2 separate regions of the Homo sapiens genome follow, and region 1 is linked to region 2. Evidence: read pairs that join two places in POLR2A ChIA-PET (ENCODE). Cell type or tissue: MCF 10A. All regions are shown on one strand. Each heading gives the region's core, and the rest is flanking DNA. Links, peaks and the distances in the headings are about the cores only.

Region 1 (9,573 bases), core at 3,170-7,169, 100 kb before region 2:
AGGAGGTGTTCCAGAAAAAGGCATTGTTATCATAGGAGAGGATACTTCCCTGTGTGTTATTGCCCCTGAGAACTTCCAGTGGGACAGGATGTGGAGGTGGAAGACAATGACGTTGATGTTCCTGACCCTGTGTAGACCCTCTGTGTTTATGTCTTAGCTTTTGACAAGTTTAAAAAGTAAAACAAAAAAGTTAAAAATTTTAGAAATAGAAAAAAGCTTATAGAATAAGCATATAAAGAAAATATTTTTGTATGCTATACAATGTGTTTATATTTTTAGCTAAATATCAAAAAGTTATTTAAAAACTGATAAAGTAAAAAAGTTATAGTAAGCTAAGGTAGTTTATTATTGAATGAGGGAAAAAATTATATAAATTTAGTGCAGCCTAAGTATACAGTGTTTAGAAAGTCTGCAGTAGAGCACAGTAAGCACATTTACTCACCACTCACTCTCTGACTCCCCAAGAGCAGCAACCATACATGGTAAGGACCCTATACAGGTATATCATTTTTTCTTTTCTTTTTGAGACAGGGTCTTGCTCTGTTGCCCCAGATGGAGTGCAGTGGCATGATCATAGCTCACTGTAGCCTCAAACCTCCCAGGCTCAGGTGGTCCTCCCACCACAGCCTTCTGAGTAGCTGGAACTACTCAGGATGCCACCATGCCTGGCTAAATAAAAAAAAAAGAAAATTGTAGAGACAGGGTCTTTCTAGGCTGGTCTTGAAACTCCTGGGCTCAAGCAGTTCTTCTGCTTTGGCCTCCCAAAGTGCTGGGATTACAGGCTTGAGTCATCGTGCCTGGACACCATTTTTTAATACCATATTTTTATTTTACCTTTTATGGTTTTTTTTGTTTGGTTGGTTTTTTTTTTTTTTTTTTTTTTTTTTTTTTTTTTTTTTTTTTGAGACAGAGTCTCAATCTGTCACCCAGGCTGGAGTGCAGTGGCATGAACTTGGCTCACTGCAACCTCTGCCACCCAGGTTCAAATGATTCTCCTGCCTGAGCCTCCCGAGTAGCTGGGATTACAGGCACCTGCCACTGTGCCCAGCTAATTTTTGTAGTTTTAGTAGAGACAGGATTTCACTTTGTTGGCCAGGCTGGTCTTGAACTCCTGACCTAGAGATCCACTGCCTCGGCTTCCCAAAGTGCTGGGATTACAGGTGTGAGCCACCGCGCCTGGCCTACCTTTTATGTTTTTACACCTGTTTAGATACACAAATACTTACTGGTTACAACTGCCTACAGGATTCAGTACAGTAACATGCTGTACAGTTTTGTAGCCTAGTAGCAATGGGTTCTACCATATAGCCTAGGTGTGTCATAGGCTATTCTATGTGGGTTTGTAGTAAGTATATTCTATAATGTTTGTATAATGACAAAATCACCTAATGACACGTTTCTCAGAATGTATCCCTGTCGTTTAGCAAGGCATGATTATATTTATTTATTTTTTGTTATACCACAACCTGTGGTTGGTTAAAATCAAACTGGTAACTTGAGAGGTGGCCATTGTTGGATTTTTTTTTAAGAGCGTGATCAAGACCGTCTTGTGATTGGATGGTCATTGTCATGGAAATGCACCCTCAGAAAGATGAAAGCAAGGCCAAGATTTTTCTTCAAAATCTATTTTGGGTTTGCCTTTACATGTGAATGAATTATCCAGACTCAGAGTTCTGCACTAACTTTAGAAGGAAAAAAATTTAGAGTAGGTACTACCAGTCTACCACCCCAGAAATTCTGTTTTTGAGCAACATCACTTCCCAAGCAGTAGCCAGCATGTAGCAATTGGAAAAAATACCTCTAAGATGTTGAATGGACATGTTGGATGTAAACCAACTAAATTGAGAGCATCTGCCAAAATAAGTTTTAAAATTTCATACCTGATATTAGATTATTCTTTCTGAAAGTACCTGTAATGACAGAATGATTTATGAGGTCACTTCTAGTTTATGACAATGAAAGTATATTATCATAAAAGGGTACGTATGTCTAAAATTATTCAAAAGCAATGTCAGATTAATATAAGAGTTTATTTTTTAAAGTTGAGAGGAGAGAGAAGTTAAGCTAGAACATATTCTAATTTTATGCTACTTATAAGTGTTTTCTGTCATCAGGCCATTTCTGCTGATCATAAACTATGTTTCCCTTACGAGGCTTTCAGTAGAGTATTAGTTTATATACTAAACTGATTCGTTTCAGGATTCTGTATTTTAGCCCTTATTTCCCTCAATATTTCTACAGTTTAAGTAGTTAACGGGAAAGTCAGTTAAAATTGGATGACAGAGTCGCTGGCATCATTGAGTTTGTGCTTGCTTGAGATTTTTCAAGATAGTATGCTTTGTGTTTGACTAAAATGTCTTCAAGAAAACAACATTTTGCTGTTCTTCCAGAATTATGTCACTGCAATATATTGCTGTTGTAGCAAAATATATGTGTCACGAAAATATATGCCAATGCTGCTTTCTATAAGATTCATTGAGTAGTCAGAGAATACAGTTCATTTTGAGTAAAAAGCATTTCTAAAAAAATAATTTAAAAAGGTTTCCTTTACTAAGGAATTCTAGCAAAATAAAAAAATATTTTGGGAGACTTTCTTGGCTTTGTAAGGGATTATAAACAGCTTTGTGTAAGGGATTATAAACAATGATGAACTGATTCAATGCAGATCTAAGTAATTAGATATGAAAATGAGACTTAACTCTTTAGAAATCCTACCTGTTAAAATTTTCCTTCTAATACTCCCACTTCCAAGAGGCTGTTTTGAAGTCATCCACCATAAATAAAAAATTCACATCTGTAATATTCTAATTGCAGATTTCAGGGTAGTCTTGAATAAACCTTTTGCTTTTGCTTTAGAAATATGTTTATTGCTACTCACTGCCAGTAGTGAATTTTTTCAAGTATCATAGACAATACATTGAATAGCCATAGTAATGATTTAGACATAGACACTAAGACACTAATGTGATATGATGCTCAGTTTGCAATTATTTGTAACATAAAAGCTAAGTTAGCCAGTGTGGTAGGCTGAATAGTGACCCCCAAAGATAGCCAGTTCCTAATCCCTGGTACCTGAGAATGTTACCTTTTATGGCCAAAGAGATCTTGCAGATGTGATTAAGGGCCTTGATATAGGGACATTAACTTGGATTGTCTGAATGGGTCCTATATGCAATCCTAAGTGTCCATATAAGAGGGAGGTTTGACTGCAGAGAAAGCAGTGTGCCATGCAGCTGGCTTTGAAAAATGGAGGAAGGGGCTACCAGTAATATAGCTCTAGAAGCTGGAAAAAGCAAGAAAAGAACCTCTAATGGGGAGGATGGCCCTGTGGACGCCTTGATTTCAGCCTGGTGAGTCTGATTTTAGACTTCTGACCTCCAGAACTGTAAGAGAATAAATGTGTGTTAAGTTACCAAGTGTGTGGTAATTTGGTACAGCAGCCATAGGGAATTAATACATCCAGTCAATTTAACTATGTTAAATAAGCTACGTGCATAATATCAATGTAAAGCAAAAGAGAATAAACAACTTCCAAATACTTTCTTTAAATTTCTCTTTGCCAAATTTGATTAACTTCTGAGTTGCGGTGTTTGTCAGCTTATTCTTGGTTGATAAGCAGTAAAATTCCTAATATTTAAATATATTTGTAGGCCTTTTTGTTGACTTATAGCACAACACAATTCTCTTATTACCTGGAGTGAGTTCCCTTTTCTGGTTCCCTTCCTTAATTTATAGATGAGATATATATTACCATTGTCTGCACCATCAATTTCTCCAAACCATTTTTAGGCCGTGACTCAGCATTCTGACTTCTAGAAAAGGGAACCAAATTCTCACATGGGGCAATGTGTACATTCAACAAAGGGCTGTTTTGTTTTATAAATAATACAATGTAGACATTCTACACAGTGTGCATCCATTTTGCAGCAGTGTCATTTTGATCCTGGTACTGGGGGATGCTTATAAGGTTTTCTGAAATGTCCCACCCCAAGGCTTCTCTGAGAGAGAATTTGGTTTTGGCCATTTCTGGCCCCCACACTTTGGTTACCGGGGTCTTCTAAGACCTGCTGACCCACCACTGTTTTAACAGTACAAGGAAATCCTAGAAAAGGAAAATTGAATTGTTGTGGTTTCCCCTGATTGGCATTCTGTTTATCTGTCTTTATTAGAATGTGGTTGTTCTTTGAGGCTAGGGGAAATGCTGTTGTGTGTATGTGTACCCATCTGAAGGATATATTGCTAGTTATTGAACACAAAGCCAAAGAATCTCTTTTCCTAACTGTATTGGTTCTTTGAAGCCGGAGTATTTTCGTTTTAACTGATGAATTTCAGTTTTAGCAGTGGGAAGAATCTCATTATCACGATTAGAAAAAAGGAAAAAAAGAATGCATGTCTCCATGGGTTACACTAGAATCAGGAACATCCACAGGTTTTTCCAGTGATTACTCTTAAATCTTTTGTTTTTATTTGGCCAGAATTCCAAGAGAAAATTTTCTTCAAGTGAGTTGTTGTTTTAACTGTTTTTCTCCCTTTGCCTTTAAGTTTGACTTAATTTGGCATATAATGGCTCATAAGTGGGGATTTTCAGTGGAAATGGAAAACTATGAAATGACAAAATGAAATGGAGTTCAAAGAGTGATGTTCTTCTAGAAATAATAAGTGGCTTTGTATTGATGACTAAATTCATAGAGTTAAATACAATTAATATTTATGTAGAGTGAGAAAAAGGACATGAACATATATTAATACCTGGCATTTGTCACATACCTTCTTTTTTGTGTTAAATATGTTGTGCTTTATATGTTCTCTCATTTACTTGGATTCTTTGAAATCCCCAAGTAAGAATAACAGCAGCAGCACAACAAATTAGTAACTTTTGTTTATTAAGCTCTTCCTGGAAACCAGGCACAGGTTGTGTTTAATAGTAAAGTAAGCTTTCTCTGTACCATTTGCTTTAATCACCATTAAAAACCCATTGGAGGCTATTATTTTTATGTCAAGGACAACAAACCTGAGGCTTAGATTTGGTAACTCGCCAAAGGATGTGCATCCAAAGTACAAGACGATTCAAACACAAACGTTTCTGCCCAAAGACTGAGCTCGTTCCATTGTCAGAGGTGGCAGAAGTCAGAATTAGACGACCAGGAAAAAACAGCCTAGGCCCTGAAGGTCAGAACAATGCAATGACAAGGCTGCAGCCAGAACAGCCAAGAAAAGAACCAAGAGAAGGTCCCTGGAGGGAGGCAGACCAGCTCTATCTGATTTAAAAAAAAAGTGATGTGGGATTGCAGTCCAGCAATTTACTAAGCTAGCTGGACTCAGGAGAAAGAATGAACCACTAAACAAGAGGTAGCAAAATGTTGCCATAGCTGCAGATATTTAATTTTGTTGTTGTTTGTTAACCTTATAATTACAAAAGTAATATATGCTTACCGTACAAAAGATTCAACACCACCACATTACATACCTATAAAGTAAAAGTTCTTGGCTGGGCACGGTGGCTCATGCCTGTAATCCCAGCATTTTGGGAGGCTGATGTGGGCAGATCACGAGCTCAGGAAGTAGAGACCATCCTGGTCAACATGGTGAAACCCCATCTCTACTAAAAATACAAAAATTAGCTGGGCATGGTGGTGCTGCATGCCTGCAATCCCAGCTACTCAGCAGGAGAATCGTGTGAACCAGGGAGTCGGAGGTTGCAGTGAGCCAAGATCGCGCCACTGCCCTCCAGCCTGGTGACAGAGCAAGACTCTGTCTCAAAAAAACAAAAAAGTGCAAGTTCTTCTCTCCCCACTCATTGACCAACCGTTTTCTCATACATCCACCGAACCTGTATATATCCATATCTATGTGTATATTTGGTCTTGAGGGATTTTGCTTTTTTTGTTGTTGTTTTTTCCACAAAAATGGAGTCATGCTGCAATACTGTTTTACATCTTTTTTTCATGAAATAATGCTATAGCTACATATTTTATATTAGTACTCTATTTCCCTACAGAGGCGATTTTAAGGAGAAAGTTTGTATGAAAGAAGACTTTCATGGGTCTGTTCTCATGGCTGGTCAATTTTGATATTTTCTAGTTTTCTTCCTGGAGCTATTAGCCCCAAATTATAGAGCAGTGTTTTGTTGTTGTTCTTGGTTTGGTTTTGGTTGTTTTTTTGTTTGTTTTTATTTTTGCTTTTAATAGCCTTTGTAGAGGAATGGGCTTCTGACTGTCTTGGCTTCTGGACTTTTCCAGGGCTAGAAATTCTGCAGTGGAAGGAAAATGTAATCAAATGTGAGACTTAGAAAAAACATAGGGAAGTGCAAGACCCTTGGGATGGTTTAGTTTGGATATAAAAAAGAAAAAAAAATTTTTTTTTTTTTTTTTTAATCAAAACAACTTTAACACATTTCCTACTCTTCTCCGCCAAGGGCAAACTATTAGAGCCAGACAGGACCTTGAAAATCATGTTAGCCTCTTGCTTTTGTTTACTTAGAAGTCCCAGGGGGTTTATCATATTTCCAATGCAGGTTGCAGGGCTGATTACAGAGAAAGCCAAGCCCAGAACCCAAATCTGTGTTCCAGTCTTTCTGTGAGTGCACAATCCATTGAAGCCCACTAAATTTTCAGGCCCCCACATAGTTTGTAGAATTTTCAGAGTCCACTGGATTTTATTTTAAAGTTGACGTTTACATATATGCCATAGCCACATTTAGAGGGGCTTCGGGGAGGCCCTGTGGCAGTTGGCTGTAACCTAGGCTTGTGAATTCCCGCTCCACAACTAAACTGTGCCCTGTGACCTTGGGAAATGGCCCTAGTTTTTCTCAGCCTTCCTTTTCTTATCTGTAAAATAGAGATAAAACTCCCTACCTCATTGGGCTTTTGTGAGGATAGGCTAATATTTGTGAAGTACATAGCATGGTGCCTGGTTCCTTAGTCAACTTAGTAGTTCCTGTTAGAAGAAAGCTGTTTAAAGCTTGTCATAAGTTTTTGAAAAGTAAAATTCAGTTTAAAAAATTTGACAATATTTGTGTGTTAGATTATTATAGTAGGAGAGAGATTTCAAAGACTACTTAAAATATTTTTAATATGTAATTGTACATGGTATAAAATTCAAAATGTACAAATGAGAACATAATAAAAAGTATTTGTGTGTGTGTGTATGTACCCTTGTACACATATTTTCTGCATATACTTGTTACATTTTAAATACTGTATCTTTAGCCTTCTCTCTAATCTCTTGCAAATAGGACTAACTATAGCTCTAGATCAATATTGTCTAGTACTTTCTGTGATGCTGGAAGTATTCTGTATTGTGTGTTGTCCAATAGAGTAACCACTAGGACATGAGTCTAGAAATGTATTTCTTACAAGTGAATAATTTTAAGTTCAATTTTAACTAAATGTAGTAACTATCGGTGACTGGCTGGTGGCTACCACATTGAGCAATGCCATACAAGGTATTTACGTCTTTTTCAAAAGTGTGCATTTTTCAAAAACACATGGATCCCAAATTTTAAAATTAAGAACAGAGTCATATATAACTGTGAATTTAATACTAATTAAAGCAGTCTGTAGTTCAGTACATTTTAAATTATGTGTGGCTAATATGTAGAAAGCTGAAACTGGATCCCTTCCTTACACCTTATACAAAAATTAATTCAAGGTGGATTAAAGACTTAAATGTCAGACCTAAAACCATAAAAACCCTAGAAGAAAACCTAGGCAATGCCATTCAGGACAGAGGCATGGGCAAGGACTTCATGTCTAAAACACCAAAAGCAATGGCAACAAAAGCCAAAATTGACAAATGGGATCTAATTAAACTAAAGAGCTTCTGCACAGCAAAAGAAACTATCATCAGAGTGAACAGGAAACCTACAGAATGGGAGAAAAATTTTGCAATCTACCCATCTGACAAAGGGCTAATATCCAGAATCTACAAAGAACTCAAACAAATTTACAAGAAAAAAACAACCCCATCAAAAAGTGGGCAAAGGAATGAACAGACACTTCTCAAAAGAAGACATTTATGCAGCCAACAGACACATGAAAAAATGCTCATCATCACTGGTCATCAGAGAAATGCAAATCAAAATCACAATGAGATACCATCTTACGCCAGTTATAATGGCGATCATTAAAAAGTCAGGAAACAACCAATGCTGGAGAGGATGTGGAGAAATAGGAATGCTTTTACACTGTTGGTGGGAGTGTAAATTAGTTCAACCATTGTGGAAGTCAGTGTGGCAATTCCTCAAGGATCTAGAACTAGAAATACCATTTGACCCAGCCATCCCATTACTGGGTATATACCCCAAGGACTATAAATCATGCTGCTATGAAGACACATGCACATGTATGTTTATTGCGGCACTATTCACAATAACAAAGACTTGGAACCAACCCAAATGTCCATCAATGATAGACTGGATTAAGAAAATATGGCACGTATACACCATGGAATACCATGCAGCCATAAAAAAGGATGAGTTCATATCCTTTACAGGGACATGAATGAAGCTGGAAACCATCATTCTCAGCAAACTATCACAAGGACAGAAAACCAAACACCGAATGTTCTCACTCATAGGTGGGAATTGAACGATGAGAACACTTGGATACAGGGTAGGGAACATCACACACTGGAGCCTGTCGGGGGGTGGTGGTTGGGGGATGGATAGCATTAGGAGAAATACCTAATGTAAATGACGAGTTGATGGGTGCAGCAAACCAACATGGCACATGTATACTTATGTAACAAACCTGCATGTTGTGCACAAGTACCCTAGGACTTAAAGTATAATAAAAAATAAATAAATAATGTGTGGCTAATAAACTTTATTTTAAAATCAAATACCTTAAATAAGAAGATGGGAGTTCATTTTGGAGACCATGCTGCTAATCAGAGAAAGCTGTGAAATGGCTGTTTGTAGAAGAGCACATCTCAACCAAATCAGAACATTTAAATCAACTTAAAGTGGAAAAATTCAGAAGATTAAGAAGCAGCATATCTCAGAACATGGGCTCATTTATCCATTAATTTATTCAAGAAATATTTACTGAGTACCTAATGTGTGCCATGTAAGAAAGGAACTTGCCCAAGACCCTGGCTTTGCTTACTGCCAGTGCCCCAAACTCATTTCCTTTTGTAAAAGAAAAAGCTTCAGAAGAAAACCCGTTTTCATTCAGCTACTACAAATGATTTCTTTAGCAGGAGCCCCTTGCTCACTTCTGCAGTCAGTCGGCTAACTCTGGGCTGGAACACTAGTAGGGAAAAAGTGAAGTATGTGTGCATTCTACAAGTGCCTACACCATTATAATATAAAAAAGCCAAGAGATTCCAGAATTTAAAAAAGCTCTTTAATATTCCTTTATGGAAAGGTATAAATAAGAAGCTCGCAATCATGGTATCAAGCCACATTGCCTCATTCTTCTGCCCTTGGGGAAGCCCATAGCGTAATTTGTCTTTTCTTTTGGCTTTCACCTTGCCTTCCCCAAACAGTGATTGCTTCTTATGTTAGCATTGCATTTGTTCTAAGTCTTATTCTTTTTTTGCACTTTGAAAATTTTCTGTTATGACATGTTT
Region 2 (9,573 bases), core at 3,048-7,047:
GTTAATTTAGGAAGATGTATCTGGCAAAAAAAAAATGACATTTTATAAAAAGCATATTTCATGAAACAGATAATCTAGGCAAAGCAGTACAGTACCTAGTACTGTGTAAGCATGAAAGAAATGTTAGGTAGGTCTTGGCACCTTCACTTATTAGCACAAGTTACCTGAGCTCTCTCTGCCTCAGTTTCCTTATCTATAAAATGAGAGCAATACTACCTACCTCGAATAGAGAATTAAATGGGTTAATATATATAAAGTGTCATTACATTATATAGCTTTCCTTGTTAGAAACATACTCATTTCCTTTCCCTTCAAGACTGTTTCTAAGATTCATGTCATTAATGTAGATACGTTTCACTTGTGTACGTGTGTGTGTTTGCTATTTCTCATGTGAACATACTTCTCTACCACTATTTATCTACTCTCCTGTCAGTGATAAGGTTGCTTGCAGTTTTGTGCTTTGGGGGTATGTGAATGTTTGGCTTTGTAAGGTAAATAACCTCACAAAGTTTTGCAAAGTGATTGCACCGTTTATATGCCTATCAGAGTATCTTGTCCAACACCCAATATTGTTAGTCTTAGTTTTTGCCAGTCTCAAGCGTGTGTAATGTTATCTCACTGTGGCTTTAATTTGCATTTCTCTGATTACTAATGAGGATGAGCATCTTTAAATGTGTTTCTTAGCCATTCTTGTTTTCTCTTTTGTGAGATCTCTTTTCATGTCTTCTGCCTGGTGAGTTTTTTGTTGTTGTTGTTGTTTGTTTTTGGCGAGACAGGGTCTCACTCTGTCACCCTGGTTGGAGTGCAGTGGCGCGATCTTGGCTCACTGCAACCTCTGCATCCCAGGCTCAAGTGATCCTCCCACTTCTCAGCCTCCTGAGACCTAGCTGGGACCACAGGCACGCACCACCACGCCTGGCTAATTGTTTGTGTTTTTTGGTAGAGACAGGGTTTCACCATGTTGCCCAGGCTGGTCTTGAACTCCTGAGCTCAGGCAATCCACCAGCCTCAGCCTTTCAAAGTGCTAGGATTACAGGCATGAGCCACTGTGCCCAAACTGCCTGGTTTTTAAAGTCTGTCTTCTTGGAAGAGGTCACCTAATGTCCTTGCCATTCCTGCCTTAAAAATAATAGACATTCATCAGTCTGTTAATCTTATATACTTCTGGTGAGGAAGACAAACGGTTAACATAATGGTGTCAGAGAGTCTCAGGCCCTACCAGGGTATTTTCTCAAAAGTCTCCCTTAAACAGGCAATATATAGAGAGAGGAATGAAAAAAGAAGATTTTTGTCAGTTTGTGTTTTACTTTGCATATCTGGACATATATTTGCGCTTATTAATTTGGTTATACGACTTTTTTAAGGAAGTAGCATCCAGAAGTTCAGTTGTCATAAGAGTAAGCATTTACTGAACACTTATGTGCTAGGTACTATTCTAAGCACTCTACGTATATTACTCCAGTCTTCATAATAACTTGTGATAGTCATGAATAGGTACTACTATTATTTTCCAGCTAAGGAAAATGGAAGCCATAAAAAATTAAATGATTTATTTGAAGTGGAATCACTACTAAGTGGTAGAAATGGGCTTCAAATGAAGGGAGTCTGGATCCCCCAGTCTATGCCTTAAACCACCAGGATAACTACAGGAAATAGCAAGTTAGTGGGGAGTACAGCAGAAAGCAGGAGGCTGTGGTGAGACGGAATTCAGGGAATTGGTGGGCCGCTAGAGTAGGCTGGTTAGAGAAGGAAGTAAAGATGGGAGGGTGGCTGGAAGAGTTAAAGAGAGAAAGATCAAGAACAGAAATTGCTACCATGTCAGGAGAGTATAAAAGTTGCTAGGACATGTGCTGACAGAGCTGTGAACAGTCATTGTTCAGGTTTCCAGATAATCTCAGTGATTATAAAGTTTGGATTTGCCACAGGGGTGAGTTGTGTTAAAGAGGAATAGAGGCAAAGGGCATTGAAATCCAGGAGTTTGAGAAGCGGTGAGTCATGGACAGTGAAGTTGTCTAAGATAACGGCAGGAGCTTGGCAGTGTTTGTTAGCCAGGTGCTGAAGTTCTCTGTGAATCTAGGAGTGATCTAGAAGCAGGTAGATGAAGGTGATTATGTTCCATGCTATAGCACGAGACTCCAAAGAGGGCAGAGGGCTGGGCACTGTGGCTCATGCCTGTAATCCCAGTACTTTGGGAAGCCGAGGTGGGTGGATCACCTGAGGTCAGGAGTTCAAGACAACCCTGGCCCACCTGATGAAACTCTGTCTCTACCAAAAATACAAAATTAGCCAGGCTTGATGGCGCACGCTTGTAATACCGGCTACTTGGGAGGATGAGGCAGAAGAATTGCTTGAACCGAAGAGGTGGAGGTTGCAGTGAGCTGAGATCGCACCATTGCACTTGGGTAGGAATGGAATCACCTGGAGCTGGCATTTAGAAGCTAGGAGAATGCCAGCCCTGCTTCCAAATCTCTCAGTGTGTTGGGAAGAGAGAATAAGCAGTTTTTGCTTGTCAAAGCTCAAGGGAAATAATATTCTTGCAGGAAATCCAAGTTTCAGTTAAGGAAAGAAGGTGAAGATTTCGCTCTGCTAAGAGGTTGAGGATATAGGTTTGAGTAAGTACAAAGAAATTGTGTTTCTTACAGTGGAAAGAGCTTCAAAGGAGGTTAGCAGTGAAAAAAGTTTGGGGAAAAGAAGCATGGGAAAGTTTGGGTATGAGTAAAGAGAAATTTTTACCTCGAGGGTAACTAATAAGAACAAGAGTTAGTGGTGTGGATAAGATACATTGGCCTTGAGATGATGAGGAAATATAGGTGTGAGCTTGACAAGAAAATTGACATTAACTTCAGGATGTCAGAGTTATGCTGATTTACATGGTAGCTGTTTCGTACTGCTTTGGAGGAGATAAGAAATGCCTCACTGTGCTACTAAAAGGCCTGCAAGACAGACCCATCTATCATCCACCAAGTAAATTCATCTTCCTGTGTCCTATTTTCTCCATTTCTAAAATAGGGATAATAATATCCTTTTCTCTCAGTTGACATGAAAATCAATTTGTGCATATGAAAGTGTCTTAGAAAATTGTAAAATGCCAGATGAAAGTAAGTTAGAAATATGATGGTGTTAGTCACACCCAACTTTGTTTATGCTGAATTCTTTATCAAAAATACAAAGTCCAGGTGTAGCCTTGTTCCTGATTTAAAAAAAAAAGAAGAGATTATTTTCAATGCTTTGTTTAAGGACATGGTTTTTAAGAAAGATTATAAAAAACAGAAATGTCTGCATTACATCCTGTAGACGAGTAAACAAAGCAATTTATCAAGGAAATAGCAGGGATGGGGAAGTTTTGCTTTTGTCATTCTTTCCATTAGAAATAATTTACACTGTTTCCACTTAACAACAGATCAGGACTTCCCTTAATGTCCTTTAGCAAAGCTCAAAGAGCTACAGTTGGGACTTTGGGCCACCGGCCAGTATTTGTTCAAAGAGAGCTGTACGGTAGTTCAGTAATCAGAAACTGGAAATTTCTCTTTTCCCACACACAAGCACTACTTCCTCCCCTTATTTTGCCCAGACATTTCACAATCCTTGCAACGGATGGAGGCCAATATACACGCAGCATTTAGTACCAGGCAACAGCCACCTTAGCCTTAAGTATTTCTTTTATTATTTTTCTTAAGGAGGGAGAAATGTTTTCATGCTTGTTATTCTTTTACCTTTGGAAAAATCTAATATTCTTCAGACAGTGGTGAAAGAGCAAAAATTTATTGGTATTTACTAAATATAAGACAGGAATAGTCTTTGTATTCATGCTCAGGAAATTTCTATTTTGGATGCAGAAAACGATATACCTATTGTCAAGATGATATTTTATCAGATTAGGACAAACCCACAAACACACTTTCCATATCCTCAGTATAAAATGGAAAGAAACATGACACTGTATCATGCATATGGTCATAGCAGCTCAATAGTCCACCTCTGCCAGAAATACCATGAAATCTGCATGAAAATGCCCTATATCTTCTGACATGTCATGAACAATTCAAAAATATATGGAAGAGGGTTATTTATAAAGCAGAGAATTATTAGAGGAAATGAAGTTCATCTGGAATCCTGAATCTTAAAAAAAGTTGATCAGGATGTTTTACTTATGACAAAAGTATTGTTGAATAAATAAAATGTAGAGATAAAAGGGAAGGAAAAACATCCAGCCATAATATGTCCATCCACAGACCAAGAGTGAATCTATTTTTTCAGGCATTTTCTTATAAATCCTTAATTATATTTAATAAACATGGAATCATACTAGCCATACTCTTTTGTAACCTATTTAACATATTCAAGCTCCCATTAGACTGCCTGGCTCTGGGTTCCAGCTCTGTCACTGACTAATAGGATGACATTGCACAAGTTACTTAATCAACCTGCTGATAAGAATGGAATTTTGAGCAGAGGAGTCAAAGGCTCTAGAGCTGCAAAGATTAAGTTGTCATCAGCCAACATTGGAAGTCTGTGCATAAAAGAGATTTCTAGGAAAAAAAAAAATCAGCAGTTCAATCTATCGGACACCTGAATGGAAATATCAAGCATGTAGTTGGATTGTGACTTGAAGAAAAGCATGAAGAGTTACAAGTGTAGGCCATGGGCCTATAGATATTTAGAGCAGTGAGACTGGATAAAATCAAGGGAGCAATTGTAGATAGAGAAGAAGACCAAGAACTGAGCCTTGGACCATTCCAACACTAAGAGTTTAGAGGGGAGATACAAAGGGAAGGGAAAGAACTTAAGAGGAAAAAAGGAAAACAAGAGAATGCAGTGACCTGGAAACATATGAAGAAGGTGTATTAAGGAGACAGGGATTATTAAAATGTGCCAAATGCTGCTAATCAGATAAGAAAAGGACTGAGAATTGCCATTGAATTTGGCAATGTGGAGGTCACCCAAGAGCAGTGTGTGTGGAGAGAAAAGCTTGAAAGAAGAGAAGGTTTACAAGAGAACGGGAGGAAAGAAATTGGAGAGAGCTAGTATGGACACTTATTTCAAGATTTCCTGCTAAGAGCAACAAATACATGGGACAGGTCCTGGTGGGAAAAGTAGGCTCAAAAGAAAGTTTCATTTCATTTTTCTAGAGTGGAAGAAATTATAGCATGTTTGTAAGTGGATAGAATGATCCAGTAAAGATAATAAAATACATGATGTAAGACATAAGGGGAATTTCTGAAGTGGTGTTCTTGCGTGAGCAAGAAGGAATGGGATCTAGCATGTAAGTGGAGGAATTAGTTTTGATATGAGCACAGACTGTTTATCTTTGGTATCAGTCAGGAAGGCCAAGTATATGAGTCATCATTTTGGAGGGAGTCAGTTGAAGTTCTCTTCTGAGAGCTTCAATTTTCCCATTACGCCCTTTATCCTTGCTCATGTGAATTACACGGGAAGCATCAGAGTCCCAGGGCACCCCTTATTTCCAGCTCTCTAACCCTCATAGAGCTCTGTAATTCCCATAAATGGTCTCCTATCCTCCCTCCTGAAACTCTTTCTTTACGTTATCAGAAATGTAGAGTGCATCATGTCAGTTGTGTAGGAGAGTGTTTATTTTCCTGTGCCCTCGCAATACAAATGCTATTGCATAAAGGAATCTTTGCCAATTTAATTGGGGAAAGGCTTATTTCACTGTTATTTAACGTAGACTTCTTCAATTTCTAGTAAGGATGAATATTTTCTTCACATTTTTAAATGGTACTTTTTCTTTTAATTAATTACTTTCATAAAAGCTGCTTATTTTTCTGCTAGGGTTTTCAACTGTTTTTTTTTTTTTTTTTTTTTTTTTTTTTTTTTGAGATAGGATCTTGCCCTGTAGCCCAGGCTGGAGTGCAGTGGCATGATCTCAGCTCAGTGCAGCCTCTGCCTTGTGGGTTCACGCGATTCTCCTGCCTCAGCTACCTGAGTAATTGGGACTATAGGCGTGCACCACCATGTCCAGCTAATTTTTGTATTTTTAGTACAGATAGGATTTCACCATGTTGCCCAGGCTGGTCTCAAACTACTGGCTTCAAGTGATCCACCTGCCTCGACCTCCCAAAGTGCTGGGATTGCAGGTGTGAGCCACTGTGCTGGCCTCAATTCTTTCTCATTGTTTTGTAAGAACTCTTCCTAGATAAGTTTATTAATACTATTTTTCACGCATGATGCAAATATTTTCACTCAAATTTCCACTTTTCTTTCAATGCAGTTTTTGGCACTTTTACATACTTTAAAAAATCTTATTTTACATCAATCAGTAATTTATTTAATGGAATCCATTTTGAGCACTTAGGCCCTTTCCTTGCCACCCCCAAGGCAAAGTAAATATTCACCCACATCTTAAAGAAACCCGTAACAGTTCTTTGGTTTCAGTTGTTGCATTTAAATAGTTAATTTCAACAGAAGTATATCTGAGTGCATGGTATAAAGAAGAGATATAATTTTTTTTGCCCCCTGAAATGGTGGCCAGTTGTCACAACTGTCTTTATGAGCTAATTTCTTGTACTAGAAGGGTCCACTATCCCTTTCTAAGGGTACGGCCCAGCCAGCAGTTTCCTGCTGAGAGAAGATGCCCTGGAATGCTCTTGAGAAAGGATTGGTCATCAGTTAGGTTGGGCCTCTGTGCCAAGGCAGCCTCTTAGGTTCATGACAGCCTGCCAGGAACAGCTCCACCCAGAATACTGATATTAACTGGTATTTGAAGCAGCAATAAAAAGAGTATTATGCATTTAGCATCACGGAGAGAAATAAAAACCCACAAAAAGAAAAGTTGAATTTGAAAGGACAATACCAGTAGCTATGCCATTAGTGATGCCATTGAGAAAATCAGATTTCACTGTACATTTTTAAATATGTACAATCCATCTATCCATTCCCACAATTAATGTTTTTCCACAGCCTACTGTGTGCCAGATACCAGGCTGGATGTTTTGATAAACAAGACCACGTCCCACCCACAGGGAATTTACATTCAAATAAGTATTGGGAGCTGACAGGAACATCTAGAAAGCATCATCCTATGTATAGGATTTAAACAGCATATAATAATGGAATAATTTAACAATCCATTTAACATACCAGGATACACAGCTTGCAAACTGAAGCAAGTGTATAAAATTTTTAAAATGTGATAGAGGTAGAGTTAGAAAGCTGGTGGGGAAAGAATGGTAAGTTAGTTGAGTTTCCTGAGGTTTCAAGGAATGGAGACACCTGAGCAACTTAACATGAAAGAAATTTATTTACTTTGAGTTGGTAACAGTCACTTTGCTCAGCCACTCCGGTATCTCTACCTCTTCTGGCCTTTATCAGTGTAGCTCATAGTCTCTGATATTTTTTACATAACTTCTCTTTTTTCCTATGAATAATCTCTTTGGTTATTAACTTACTGACTTAAATTCCTTTTTTATCATTCTCTCTTAAACCAACAGGAATCAGCCTTTCTTCCCACCTCTAACACTAAAACTGCTTTTATCAGCTTTTCCAATGACCTTAGGTCAATTCTGAGTCTTCCTCTTTCTCATGCTATTACTGGCCTTTGGCATAGTTGATCACGCCTTCCTATTTGAAACACTCTTTGCTTTGCCTTCAGGACACCATTCTCTCCTTGTTCTCCTGTGTCATAGGACACTTTTTCTCATTCACGTCTCATTATTTGTCATTTATCCGATTTCACAATGCTAGACTGCTCCAAGCTTGGTCCTTGGAATTTTTCTCTTTTCTACTTCTACTTACCCCCTGGATGATCTCTTCTAATTTTGTGAATGTAAATACTTTACTATATGTTGAAAATTCCAAAATGTGTATCTCCAGGTTGGACTTCTGTCTTGAACCTCAGGCTCATATGTCCAATTACTAATGACATTGTCACTTAGATGTACCAAATAGGCATCTGTAGTGGAGTGTATTATTGTTCATAATATTTGTTGCCTTGTCCAGTGCCAGCATTATACTTACCCTGTTCTGCTGATGTCAGGGCTGGCCTTGGGATTTGCTTTGGTCAATGACATGCGGTGCAACTGACTTAAGTTGTTTTTGAGAAGAAGCCTTAAAAGCCATCATGTGGCTCCATTGTGTTATTTCTTCCCTCTGCCCTGACACCAGAAACATTCCAGATGGAGGCTGCTCCTTCAGCCTGGGTCATGAGATAAAGTCCACGAAGACACAGTTGACCTGCAGTAGACACAAATGTGAGTGAGCAAGAAATAAACTTTTTTGCTTTAAAGCATTAAGGTTTTTGGAGTTGTTTTGTTTCCTTCAAGAAAATGTTTATTGCATATTATTAGTGATTATGTTTTACAGCAAAATAAAATATACACACTTTTCACAAACACAAAATGGGAATCAAGGCAGCTATCAAATTTACATGTTGAACCAAGTCCTGGTTTTCAGAATTCAGCAGCCAGTCACGATTCTGCACCAGGGCCACTAGTCCATGATTTCCAATAGGTGAGGATCTTTTCAGTAATTGGGACAAAATCTTCTTTATATGTGACCATCGTTTGCATATAAAACCCTTTTGGGCATTCAGATAGTTCACGGGGTACCTCACTTGTTGAGGCATCCTTTTGTTCTACTTCATCACCTGTTGGCTTCTCCTTTTTCTGGCCAAAGTAAAACATTGAGCGCACCAAGGTCCTGGTGCTGACCACGGACATCTGCCAGTACCAGGCCGTGAACTGGTTTTGATACATGGGGATGCCAGCGAGGGCCTCTATCCTCCTGGAGTTGTTTACTGCAAGAGACATAGCCTAAACTGAATGACACAGCATCTCAAATTAACATACCCAAAACTGAATGCCTGATCTTCCCTGCCCAACCTCCAAACTGCTCTGCCCACAGAGTTCCCCATCTTGGTGAACAGCAGTTTCAACTTTCCAGTTTTCAGATTAAGAAAGTCGGAATTGTCCTTGATTACTCTCTGAATCTCACGCTCCACATATAGGCACTGAAAATACATCAATGAACACAATAGACACAACAGATAAAAATTCCTGTTGAGATTACATTCAATAGAGATGAAGCAGACAATAATGAAATGAGCAAGCATAATAAGTTGAGTATGAGGATTTCAATATATGTAATACATATTACTATATAATACTAAATATTTAAATGTGTAGAAGTTAACGCATGAGATGGAAAAAACAGAGCCAGTTAAAGGGGAAGGGAGTACCTAGGGTGACAGCAAGGGTGTAGGTTGCAAGGGTAGTCCGAGTTCAACTGATTGAGACAGAAACATTTTAACAAAGACTTGAGAGCTGCAGAACTTTTGGCATGTAATGACTCTGCCCAAACCTCTACACTAAGAGATGACTAAACTGCAGCATTGCTTCTAGCAGCGTAAGGCCACGCCCCTAACATGACCCCGCCACCCCCATTCTCCTCGCAAATGCCTGCATTACCAAGCCCAGTGCTGCCAGAAGAATTTACTGTGTGTTCTAGTCAACCCTGGATGACAGGCCCTTGTCCTTTCTTTTTAGACCATTTACTAAAAAGGGCTCACAATTGTGAATCTGTATCTCCTGTAACTCAGAAGTGTCTTTTTCAAGGACT

Evidence for each region. Peaks named below come from ENCODE experiments on the same cell type or tissue, not always from the same donor. Only the 100,000 strongest peaks of a DNase experiment are listed, where the experiment ranks them.
Region 1: POLR2A ChIA-PET joins it to region 2 with 7 read pairs; 7 of 35 experiments call an interaction of 5 or more read pairs at or near these places.

Annotation. Positions count from the first base shown.
Region 1 is chr6:125,840,008-125,849,580 of GRCh38, forward strand. All of the region lies in intron 2 of NCOA7 (nuclear receptor coactivator 7), which reads left to right. Among named protein-coding and RNA genes, the nearest start is that of NCOA7-AS1, 26 kb to the left of the region's middle. In MCF 10A, for the core only: no CTCF peak of the experiment used is centred there; no DNase peak of the experiment used is centred there.
Region 2 is chr6:125,941,152-125,950,724 of GRCh38, forward strand. No RefSeq gene overlaps it. Among named protein-coding and RNA genes, the nearest start is that of HINT3, 11 kb to the right of the region's middle. RefSeq lists enhancers at 5,047-5,541, 5,192-5,486. In MCF 10A, for the core only: no CTCF peak of the experiment used is centred there; DNase peaks (open chromatin) are centred at 3,530, 5,340 and 6,640.